2 separate regions of the Homo sapiens genome follow, and region 2 is linked to region 1. A link is a contact called in ENCODE Hi-C or POLR2A ChIA-PET data. All regions are on one chromosome and are shown on one strand. Each heading gives the region's core, a stretch centred on a gene start or an enhancer-like site at or near the end of the contact. The rest is flanking DNA. Distances are from core to core; before and after follow the strand shown. Region 1 overlaps DAB2IP (DAB2 interacting protein). Region 2 overlaps TTLL11 (tubulin tyrosine ligase like 11).

Region 1 (5,482 bases), core at 2,209-4,708:
TCCTGGGCTCCCTGGGCAGACAGCCATATCCAGGCTGTGCTGGGAAGGTCTGTCACAGAACTGGCTCCTTGTCAGGCAGGGGGCTCCTTGTGGGTAAAGTTGGGTCTGGCTGGCTCCAAGGTCCAGAGCCTTAGAGTTCCTGGACCAAAACCCCAACACACCAGCAGCCAAGGTCAGCTAAGCTCAGAGGGAACGGGAGGTCAGTGGGGATAGGGATAGCCCTCCCTCAGCCTGCAAACCCTGGTGACGTGGTTGTTCCCTTGGAGGAGGGACGAAGAAGGCCTGAGGGTGGGTCGTCAGGGCAGCTGCCTGTTCAAGGCCAAGTCCCAAGAGCAGCATTCCAATGTTCATTCCAGAGTCTCCGGGAAATGCCCCTGCCCTTGCTCTGTCCAAGTATGGGCCGCTTCCCCCATCCCTCTCAAGGTTAGGAGGCTCATCCTACCCTCTGTGGCTGCACACTGCTCCCCACGGCCCCAGCCGAGACCCTTCTAAACATGGCAGATCACTAGCCCCATGACAGCGCTCCAGGGACTAGAGACCCTTTACCTGTCCTCCATGGCATGGAATCCTTACTGCTCCCAGGAAGGAGGTGGCACCATGACATCCAGGTCACACACGGGACAGCCAAGGCCATGGCTAGGGTGACCTGCCCTGGACTCCGCTGCTACAGAGGAGCTTGGCCAGGGCATGGGAGGGCAGAGGGGAATGGGAGTTCCACTGGCCTTCTCCTGTCTAGACCAAAGCAGCACCCTCCACTGAACAAGCCACTCCGCCTGGCATGGCCTCACTCCTGTCCCTCCTCTCTCGCCTCATGGCCTGTAAGATAATCAAGTCCCAGATGCCTCAAGCTGGTGTCCGAGCCCTCCTGAAAGGCCCCTCGCACAAGTGACCTGGACTCTCCTCCCCAGCTACTTCCTGACAAAGCTGCAAACTCTTATCCTCCAGGGGTCCATGTCCAAGCAGTCTCCTGAGCCTGTCCATTCTGCCTCTCCCTCCACTTCTTTGCCAAACAAAGTCCTTCCTCAGTTTTCAAGGGCCAGCCCAATGTCACCACCACAAAGTGGTCCCTGGTCTCTCCAGACAGACAGCTCACACTACGCTACCTAAGCCCGGCTCAGGGCCACAATCTCCCACCTGTTCCACTTAATTCTCGTGACAATCCTGTCAGGACTAAAAAGGTGCACCCAGAAAGTTGAGGTGACCTGCCCAAGATCACATGCATAGCAAGTGGCCGAGTCAGATGTGAACCCAGTTCAGCGGAGTTCAAGACTAACTGCACCAGCCTTGGCTTGGCCTTTCCATCGTCCAGGGGTGGCCCACAGCAGCTGGGCAGCAGGGAAAGGTCCATAGCAGCCGGGCAGGGGGAAAGGTCCACAGCAGCCGGGCAGCAGGGAAAGGTCCACAGCAGCCGGGCAGGGGGAAAGGTCCACAGCAGCCGGGCAGCAGGGAAAGGTCCACAGCCAGCTAACCCACTAGCTGTGACCCACTCACTCCAGGTGGGGAAGGAAGGACCGGGGGATACAGGGATGGGGCAGCCCCTGCCCAGGGCCCAGGAAACGTGGGCACAAGGCACGGGGAGCTGCTATGAGAGACAGCGCCAGGGCCCAACAGCAGCTCATTGTGAGGGCTGGTGGCAGAACAATGGGGACACTGTCCTGGCTCCTGGGGCCTAGCCTTATCTGATAGCGTTCCAGCCAACCCACAAGCTGTTTTTCAACTCTGATCCTTTTTTCTCTTAAAAGGTCGGTGACACAAAAGCTCAGCAAACTCATTATTCCAAGGAGGGAAAGGACCCCAAACCGAAACTTACAGTAATTAAAAATCCCTACTTGACACAGCAAGGGTGTTCCCAACTATTGGGTGGGGGGAATTGAGAGTGGGATTGTTTGGTCGGAAAATAAGGGGCTCAGGGTCACCCTCCAAATCTCGAAAGCTCAGAGGGAGCTGCCCTGTGTGGCCCCAAAGGGCAAGGCTGGGACCAGGAGAGGCCACTTCCAGCTCAGTCACAGCTGTCCTTGAATGGGCCAGGCTCGTCTGGTTTTAGAGAGAGTGGGCTCCCTGTCTCTGAAAGTGTGCAAGCAGGAGCCGGGGGGCCCCTTTAAGACATGCTGCATGGCTAGGGCTGCCAGGGTAATGGGCTGGGCAGTACACAAAGGCAGGCAGTGCAGTGGGCCCTGGGATTAAACACACACACACACGCGCGCGCGCACACAAGTGAATGCTACAGAAATGCACCTGCAGCTGCGAGCGGGCAGGAGGACAGAGGGCCTAGTGTCAAGGGTGCCTGGCTGCAGAGCAAACCGAGTCTCTATTCCTTATGAAATATACAACCTTGGATACTTTAAGTCATTCGACTCTCTAGGACTCAGTTTCCCCATCCGTAGTGAGGATAACGACACACCTTCCTCATGGGTTGCTCTAAGGATCAAATGAGACCATGCAGGCGGGAGGCTCAGGAGGGCAGGGGTGTCAGTGACTCCCATCCATTGCTCATAACTGTTCATGCCTCTTTGGTCTGTTCCATTCGCCCACCTCATTGCCAGCCACGATGTCAGGAGCTGGAGACACAGCTATGAACAACACTGGTGAACGATGCACACGCTGCTATCAAGGCTGACATTTCTGGGATAGGTCACACTTTTGACAATTTGGAGTGACAAGATATGGACTTCCCAGGCTGTTTCCTGTTCCTGTCCCGTGACGACTCAAACGCTTTACGTTCTCCATGCCTCAGTTTTCCCCATCTGCAAAATGGGGATCAATCATATCTGCCCAAATGCTCTGGGATGCCTCAAATTTCTTTAAAAAGCCCTTCATTTCCTGAGGCGAAATGAAAGGAGAAGAAGGTGTGCCTAGCAGTGGGCAGTAGACCCCCGTGAGGAGGCCCCTTTAGCCCCTCTGCCTGGGACTCCCAAGCACAGCCATCTCCAGCCCCAGTCTCCAGCCCACCAGCCTGTGTGGTCCCAAGCCACTGTCCACTACCCCAACCAGGTCTGGAAGGAAGAGAAATCCTGGACAAGGTTTGTCTCCACAGAGTTGGTGCCCACCCAAAGGCTGGCAGGACCTGATGGTTCTGCAGTCAGGACTTCAGCAGACTCTCTAGGCCTCATCAGGTCAGAACATGCCAATCATGCTTCTGCCTGTCATAGCCAGGCAGGTCCAGAGGCTGTGCTAGAAGCGTCTGCCCACACTGGAAAAAAAGAGAGTCTGGACATGGTCACAATGAATGCACTGACCTGCTGGGAATCAAACGGCAGGACATAAACAGGGCAGCGCCCTGCCTAGTATGTCCAGCAGAGCTCTCTCCCCAAGCCCAGCCTTGCCCCGCTGGCCTGGGAACCGGCTGCTCAGAAGGCCAGTGCTCACTCCTGGCCCAGCTGGGATCCCAGGGGAGAGGAGAGGAATGCAGCCGCCTGGTGGCTCCCAGGGCCCTGGGGAGACAGAGCCTGTCCTAAAAAGGCAGAAAGGTTGGCTGCCCTGCCTGGGAAGTCTTCCAGGGATGACAGGGCCCAGAGGCGTGGTCCCTCTCAACCCAGGGTTCCCTCAGGCCAAGGTAAGGGGTAGGTCCTAGCAGTCACCAAGACCCAGTTGTGACGCCCCCATACACACAGAACGCCCTGGGCTGTGAGACAGGGAGACACGTGGCCTTCTGCCCTCACCCCTGGGAGCCTGTGCTTCCCCCCACATCACAGGGCTGAGCTGGCAGAGGAGGGTCCACACCCTGCAACCAAAACAGGAGGATGGGACAGCTCATGCTTGCTGTGAGGCCTGGTGTCCCGTGGTGCCCAATATAGGCTGACTAAATGAATGACACTGTGGCAGCCTGGACCTAACAGCCACTTACTAAGCACCTACCATGTGCCAGTTGCAGGTGTTCTCACCAAAGTACAAACATCATCTCATGGCCTTCTCCCAACAACTCTGCACAAAAGGCAGCACTGCCCCAGAAGAAAGGGAGAGTGGGTATTCAAGCTCAGGTCCCACAAGCCCTGGCTCATGGGGCAATACATGAGCCAGTTAATCCAAAAGGCTCAATGGAAGCTTTAGGACGTTCTCTAAAGAGGAAACTGAGGCTTAGAGACAGGGAGTGGCTTGGCTAGGTCACATGGTCCAGAAGTGAAAGCTGGGGTTCTAACGGCCTGGTCACCCTCTGTGGGACACTCTTGGCACCTACCTCACAGTGAGTCAGGCCTGGAGGCCAGGCATCCAATCAGCCCAGCACCCCAGCAACGGCCCGTTCCTCTCCCTGAAGGAGTCTTTGGTCTCTATCCCAGCTGTATCTAAGGTCTATCACAGACCCTGAACGAGTTTCCTCCCCCTTCTAGGTGCCATTTCCTCACACGCTGAGCTACTTCAGAGAAAGCCACAAAAACCCTACGTCAACTCCCTAGAACATAAGGGACCATAAACTATCATAACTGCTACCAACACCACTACCATCACCTGTAATAATGTAATAGCAACATCTCACTGCTGCCTGGGGTGACTTGGGCCAAAGCTCCGGAGAGACCAGGGATTCGAGAGGGCGCTGGTACTGGCTCCTGAATGAGAGGCAGCCTTCAACATCCTCTCCCCGTATAAACTGTGCAAGCCTAATGGAGTTTTCAAAAAACATTCAGGAACACATTTACCTTTCCACATCTTATTTCTTTCTTTCTTTTTTTTTTTTTTGCGGGGGAGGAGGGGTGCAGAGAGAGAGAGAAGAAACAAAAAACTTTCCATCTAATCCCCCAAGTCATCCTGCAGCCTGAATAATTTCGGGTTTTTAATCAATAGCTGTCAGACTTGTCAAATTACTTTGGGGACCGCAAAGCAGTTTTTAAACATTCATAAACCTCAGCAGAACAGCGAAGTGCCCTGAATTTTAAAAGAAGAGCATCTAGGCCGGGCGCGGTGGCTCACGCCTGTAATCCCAGCACTTTGGGAGGCCGAGGCAGGTGGATCATGAGGTCAGGAGATCGAGACCATCCTGGCTAACACGGTGAAACCCCATCTCTACCAAAAATACAAAAAATTAGCTGGGCGTGATGGCGGGCGCCTGTAGTCCCAGCTACTCGGGAGGCTGAGGCAGGAGAATGGTGTGAACCTGAGAGGTGGAGCTTGCAGTGAGCCAAGATAGTGCCACTGCACTCCAGCCTGGGCGACAGAGCGAGACTCTGTCTCAGGGGAAAAAAAAAAAAAAAAAGCATCTAAGGAACACTCATTGACGAGGGTGAGTGGTGGGCAAATCAGAAGTGAGCTGTGGGCTAGCTGCCCCTGCCCCTCTTGCTTCTGAGCAGGGACAACCCTGCAGCCCTCCCTGGCCTGTAGGAAAAACTATCAGGCTTAGCCTGGCTGCTCAGAAAGTTTAGGGAGAGTGACAGTCCCCCTACCCCCAGCCCCAGGAAAAGAGCCCAACCTCCCTGCACAGCACCTGGGGCTCCAACCCCAGCCACAACTGCAGCAACTCTGAAGCTCCCAAGCTCTAGAGCCCACCACAAAC
Region 2 (5,482 bases), core at 831-3,330, 150 kb before region 1:
AATACTGGCAACTAGACGCTGGTGGCCTCATGGTTTCATGAGCTCAGGTTATTCACGGCTGGACCCAGATAGCACGAAGGTTATCTGTGGGGACTAACACCTGTTGCCTTGGTAGAAAAAGGAAACAAGGGCATGGCAGGGGCCAGTCAAACGGGCAGGGATCCTGGTCAGGTTGTCTCCCTTGTGGAAAACAAGGTACCGACCAGGAACAAGGGCAGAAGCCCAGTTGGAAGAAATTGACCTGGCTCCATGAGGATGGGGTCGGTAGCTACTAGAGCCTGAGGTTTCTCTTATGTGTGAGGATTCCAGACTTAAATCAGAAGGAACACCACCAGGGCAAAGGCGATTGTTGGGCCTGGACTGGCTCAAGGCTCCAACAGGGCTGAATCCGCTGGTGTGGCTCCAGATGGGCCACACATTAAACATGTAGGAATGTATTGGGCTGGGCGTGGTGGCTCACGCCTGTAATCCCAGCACTTTTGGAGGCCGAGGCGGGCAGATCACGAGGTCAAGAGATTGACACCATACTGGCTAATACGGTGAAACCCTGTCTCTACTAAAAATACAAAAATTAGCTGGGCGTGGTGGTGCGTGCCTATAGTCCTAGCTACTCAGGAGGCTGAGGCAGGAGAATGGCTTGAACCCGGGAGGCGGAGGTTGCAGTGAGCCAAGATCGTGCCACTGCATGCCAGCCTGGCGATAGAGCGAGACTCCGTCTCAAAAAAAAAAAAAAAAGAATGTATCAAAGCCACACAGTTGCAGATGTCCCTTGGATGATCATTATGAAATGTGGAAATAGTTTTAGTTGTTAGTATTTTCTCCAAATGCTGTTCCCCCAAGAGAACTCTGTCATGAATATGGGAATTAACGCGGTTTATGTTTCATGGACAGGCTTAGCCCGGGCATGAAGCTGAGTTGGCTTGTATATTTAACCCACGTTGTATTTGGTATCCCTGAGCTGAGCTGGAAAACCCTGCAAACTCCCAGCTATAAAATAACAAGATAAATGTCACTCCATTCAAAGCACAGAAGAAAAGATACACCTCAATATTTTCTTTCAATACTTTACATTTACCTAATCCTTTTAATTGTACCATCCGATTTGCTTTTACTGACAGATTCACGAAGTATAGACGTGGCAGAACCAGAGAGGTTGGTGACTGCCTTATACCAGCCACTGGGCGCCTATGGGATATCTGTGTGTGTAAAATGAGTGTTTAAAACATTTTATAAAAAATAATGTGCATAAAAATAAATACATGTAATCTCATATTCATACGTTACATGTATATATTTATATAAAATCTCACCTAATCTTCACAACAACCTTACAAGGGAGGTATTACCTTCATTTTAAGGATAAGAAAACAGAAGATCTGAAGAGTTAAGTGAACTTGCCCAAGTCACACAGCATCTCAGTGACAGAGTTGGGATGTGAACCCAGTTTTGAGTTTAAAACAGGTGCTGCTTTTACCAGTGCCATCCAGCTTTGCCATACATATGATAGGTACTTTTCAGCCAAGCCCTGGGGACTGCCAAAGATTTAGCTAAGTGTTCTTCCCATGCCCTCAGAATTTCTGTGTTCTAAAAAACCCAAGAGCAAAAAGCAGTACGGCAGGATGGAAAGAGTGGGACTCGGGCTCCAATCCTGACTCTCCTATTTGTTGTGATGCTGGGCAAGCTCCTCTCTTTAATCTTTAGTTTTTCTGTCTGTAAAATAGGGAGCCTGTTGCATTGCAGGCGTGGTATGAGGATTAGAGGATCTATGTGAAATACAGTGCAGTTTCAGGTACATTGCAGGCCTCTGAGAGTTGGCCCATTGTGACTATTACCTTTGGACCGAGGCCATCAGAGAATGTGTCTGAACTTCTGGATAAGGAAATGTGGTTACAGTAGTCATAGGAAAGCCCCCAAGCAGCTGGGCTCATTTGAGATAAGAGTCCCAGGGGTAGATGATATAGTCTATAGTGTAGAACCTGCAGATATCCCCCATCTGATAACCTGTGACTCTGTGAGAGAGAGAAAATGCTTGCTGAATGTCAGAGCAGAAAAGGCTCTAGAGTTTCCCAACACGTGTTACAATGACGAACTAGAAGTCCACAGAGAATGGCATGGCTGACCATTCCTGTGGCCACTGACCATTCCTGTGGCCCTGGGTCTGCTGTTTAACTCCCATCTGCGTCAGAAAAGAAGCATCTGGACTCCACTAAAAACACATAAATGGAGGGCTTGCTGATGACTTACTCAAACTCAGTACAGGCACGAAAAAGGAGAGTGAGATAAACCCGTCAACATCCCATTAAGGACCTTTAAAAAAAAAAACAACTCGGTAGAAACTCCAGGCTAAACAGATCAAGCATAAACCCAGCTGCACACAATTAAAGACACACTAAGCCTAAAGTGGGACACAGGGAATTGAAACAGTCTGTGAGAAACATCTTTTTCTCCAAGGTTCCTAACTACTCTGGTTTAGCTAATGCTTAGAGGGAAATGCCTCGCACAGAACAATGGAAAAAGTAAGAACTCAGGAGTCAGGCAGACTTTTATTCAAAACCACCTCCATCATGGCACACCTGTGCACTCTGGTAACTTAAAAGGATGTTCTTAAAGAATAGTGAAGTCCAGGAAAATATGTTCATCATAGTTTGGGTGGAGGAAAAAGCTTTCAAAATAACAAATACGGAGGATCTATTTTATATAGATAAGGAAGGATAGGCACCAAAGTGTTCACTGGTTGCTTCTGGGCTGTAGGATGAGAAATGGTTTTTATTTTCATCTTGATTGCCCATGGTTTTATTTTTTCTTTATAGAGGATATATATTATTTTTATAAAGAGAGAAAAGCAATGAAAGTAATTTTTGTGTGATCACACAATAGATCTTCTGTGTCTAACAATATTACAGATTAGATATCTGAAGAAACTCCCCAGTACATGCTGGCTAAAAAATAAATAAATAAAAAATAAAAAATTTAATGTAGGAATGTGCTGGCAGGAAAGTACAAAAAAATTATCAGAAGCCAGAAGCAATGAGAAAACACAAAGTAATGAGGAAACACAGCTTCAGAGGGAGTGAACAGGTGTTGAAACTGGGGTTTCCGTGCAAGCATCTGACAATCCCTTGTGGCCTAGACCTTGGGGCCACATGGAGACAAGAAACAAAGTCTAGAGACCCAACAATGAGGGAAATTAGATTGGAAACTCCCACATAAAACCAGGACCACTGAAAGATCACATTCTCAGCGAGTGAACCAGGAAAAACCCATCCCGCAGGGCAATATAGGGATACTTACCAGTGTTGGCCTTGGTTCTCGGGGGAGGGAAAGACAGTGTCTTCTTTAAGAGCCATAAGCCCAATCTCACAAGAGTTTGGAGTTGGAATTCACATTATCTGTGTGACTTGAAAAACAGAATACTTATAATTTAGTTCAAAGCTGTTCTAAGTTGTTGGTGTTCCCAGACACATGACAGAAGCAAACACAGTTCTTCTCTGACAAAATGAACTTTAAGCCTGGAACACTAAGAATTCCTACCAATGAAGATCCAAAGGGTAGTCTTAGCCAGAGCAATCAGGCAAGAAAAAAAAGTAAAAGGCATCCAAATAGGCAAAGAAGAAGTCAAACTATTTCTCTCCACCGATGATGTGATTCTATACCTAGAAAACCCTAAAGACTCTGCTAAAAGGCTACTAAGAACTGATAAACAATTTTAGTAAAGTTTCAGGATACTAAATCAGTATACAAAAATCAGTAGTATTTTCTATACACCAATAATATCCTGGCTGAGAGTCAAATCAAGAGCACAATCCCATTTACAGTAGCCACAAAGAGGTTGAAATACCAGGCAGGGTGTGGTGGCTCACTCCTGTAATCCCAGCACTTTGGGAGGCTAAGGTGGGAGGATCTCTTGAGTCCAGGAGTTCAAGACCAGCCTGGGCAACATGGTGAGACCCCATCTCTATACACCTGTAGTCTCAGCTACTCAGGAGGCTGAGGCGGGAGGACCACTTGAGTCCAGGAGGTTGAGGCTGCAGTGAGCCGTGATAGTACCACTGCACTCCAGTCTGGGCAACAGAGTGAGACCCTATCTCAAAAATAAATAAGCAAATAAAAATAAAATAGGAACTCAGTGGGTTTAATGGCAGATTAGACTCACTTAAAAATAAATTAGAGACCTGATAAACAACTGAAAGATACATTTGAAGAAATTAGTCAGAATTTAGCACAAACAAATAATGAGATGGGAAACACAATGGAAGAATTTTAAGAATGTAGGATAGAATAAGAAGGTCATACATCCAATGGGAGTTCCAGAAGGAGATAATAGAAAGAAGGTAGAGAGTTGATATTCAAAGACGTTAAGGCTGAGAATTTTCCAATGAGAATAGAAACGAAAGACATCAATGATCTTTGACAGGAAGCCCACTGAATTTCAAGCAAAATAAAAAGAAATCCACGGGTAGATATACTGTGAAACTGCTAAATAACAAAGACAAAGAAAAGATCATAAAAGCTACCAGAGATACAAGGCAGATTATGTGCTAACACACAGTGGTAATTAAGACTGACAGCTGACTTCGCAACAGTAACAATGCAATTCACAAGTCAGTGAAATCTGTTTGAGTGCTCAGAGAAAATAACTGAAAACTTAGAATTATGTACTCTATGAACCTGTCTTTCAAGAGAAGAGGCAAAATAAAGACGCTTGAGAACTAGGAGCAACAGACCCTCACTAAAGGCAAGATGCTCTAGTTAAATGCTAAATTTAGGTCCAGAGGCCATTGGGACTATTAGGAGACACCCTTGTGTGATGTGGAGAGTGTAATAAACACAGGCATTAGAGAGGCTGTCCTGGTTTCAAATCTCACTTACTAGGCATAAGTACTTTTTGAGCCATTCTTGTCACTCATTGGCTACTGTTTCTTCCTCCATAAAGTGGGGGAAATAGTGTCTACTGCATAGGGTTATTGACAGAGTTAAATAAGATACAATGTAAAACTCCTAAGAGACATTTGGAAGGGTAATTTTTAAATTTAGTCATTCAACATGTGTTTACCAAGCATGTGATATGCACGTGGCACTGTCTTTAGTCACTGGGAATGTAGCAGAGAATGAAACAGACAAAAACCCAAATGTCATGGAGCTTACGTTCTAGTGGTGGTGGGATAGAAGAAGGGAGAAAATGGAGGAAAAAATTAATTAAAATATAGGGTGGGCCTGGCAAGGTATCTCATGCTTGTAATCTCAGCACTTTGGGAGACTGAGGCAGGAGGATTGCTTGAGGCCAGGAGTTCAAGACCAGCCTGGGCAACATAGCAAGACCCTGTCTCTACAAAAAATAAAAATAAATTAGCTGGGCATGGTGGTGCACCTGTAGTCCCAACCACTTGGGAGGCTGAGGCAGGAGGATCTTTTGAGCCCAGGCATTCAAGGCCGCAGTGAGCTTTAATTGTGCCACTGCACTCCAGCTTGGGTGAAAGACTGA

What was found. A loop is a pair of places that touch in the nucleus more often than their neighbours do. ChIA-PET counts read pairs that join two places held with the same protein, here RNA polymerase II (POLR2A). Pooled maps may share reads with other maps.
Region 2: a loop to region 1 is called in a map of ovary, with 2.3 times the contacts of the local background. The contact joins two enhancer-like sites. A Hi-C loop is called at or near these places in 1 of 168 maps with a recorded cell type or tissue (ovary) and 4 of 50 pooled maps. POLR2A ChIA-PET finds 5 or more read pairs at or near these places in 2 of 52 experiments (AG04449 and HEK293T).

Annotation. Positions count from the first base shown.
Region 1 is chr9:121,747,047-121,752,528 of GRCh38, reverse strand. The region is part of intron 3 of DAB2IP (DAB2 interacting protein); the gene reads right to left. Among named protein-coding and RNA genes, the nearest start is that of DAB2IP, 98 kb to the right of the region's middle. RefSeq lists enhancers at 1-95, 3,494-4,017. Within about 2 kb of position 3,458, at least 20 of the 41 ENCODE cell types and tissues checked have a DNase peak (open chromatin) inside an H3K27ac peak, as active enhancers do.
Region 2 is chr9:121,899,433-121,904,914 of GRCh38, reverse strand. All of the region lies in intron 6 of TTLL11 (tubulin tyrosine ligase like 11), which reads left to right. Among named protein-coding and RNA genes, the nearest start is that of TTLL11, 190 kb to the left of the region's middle. Within about 2 kb of position 2,080, at least 4 of the 41 ENCODE cell types and tissues checked have a DNase peak (open chromatin) inside an H3K27ac peak, as active enhancers do.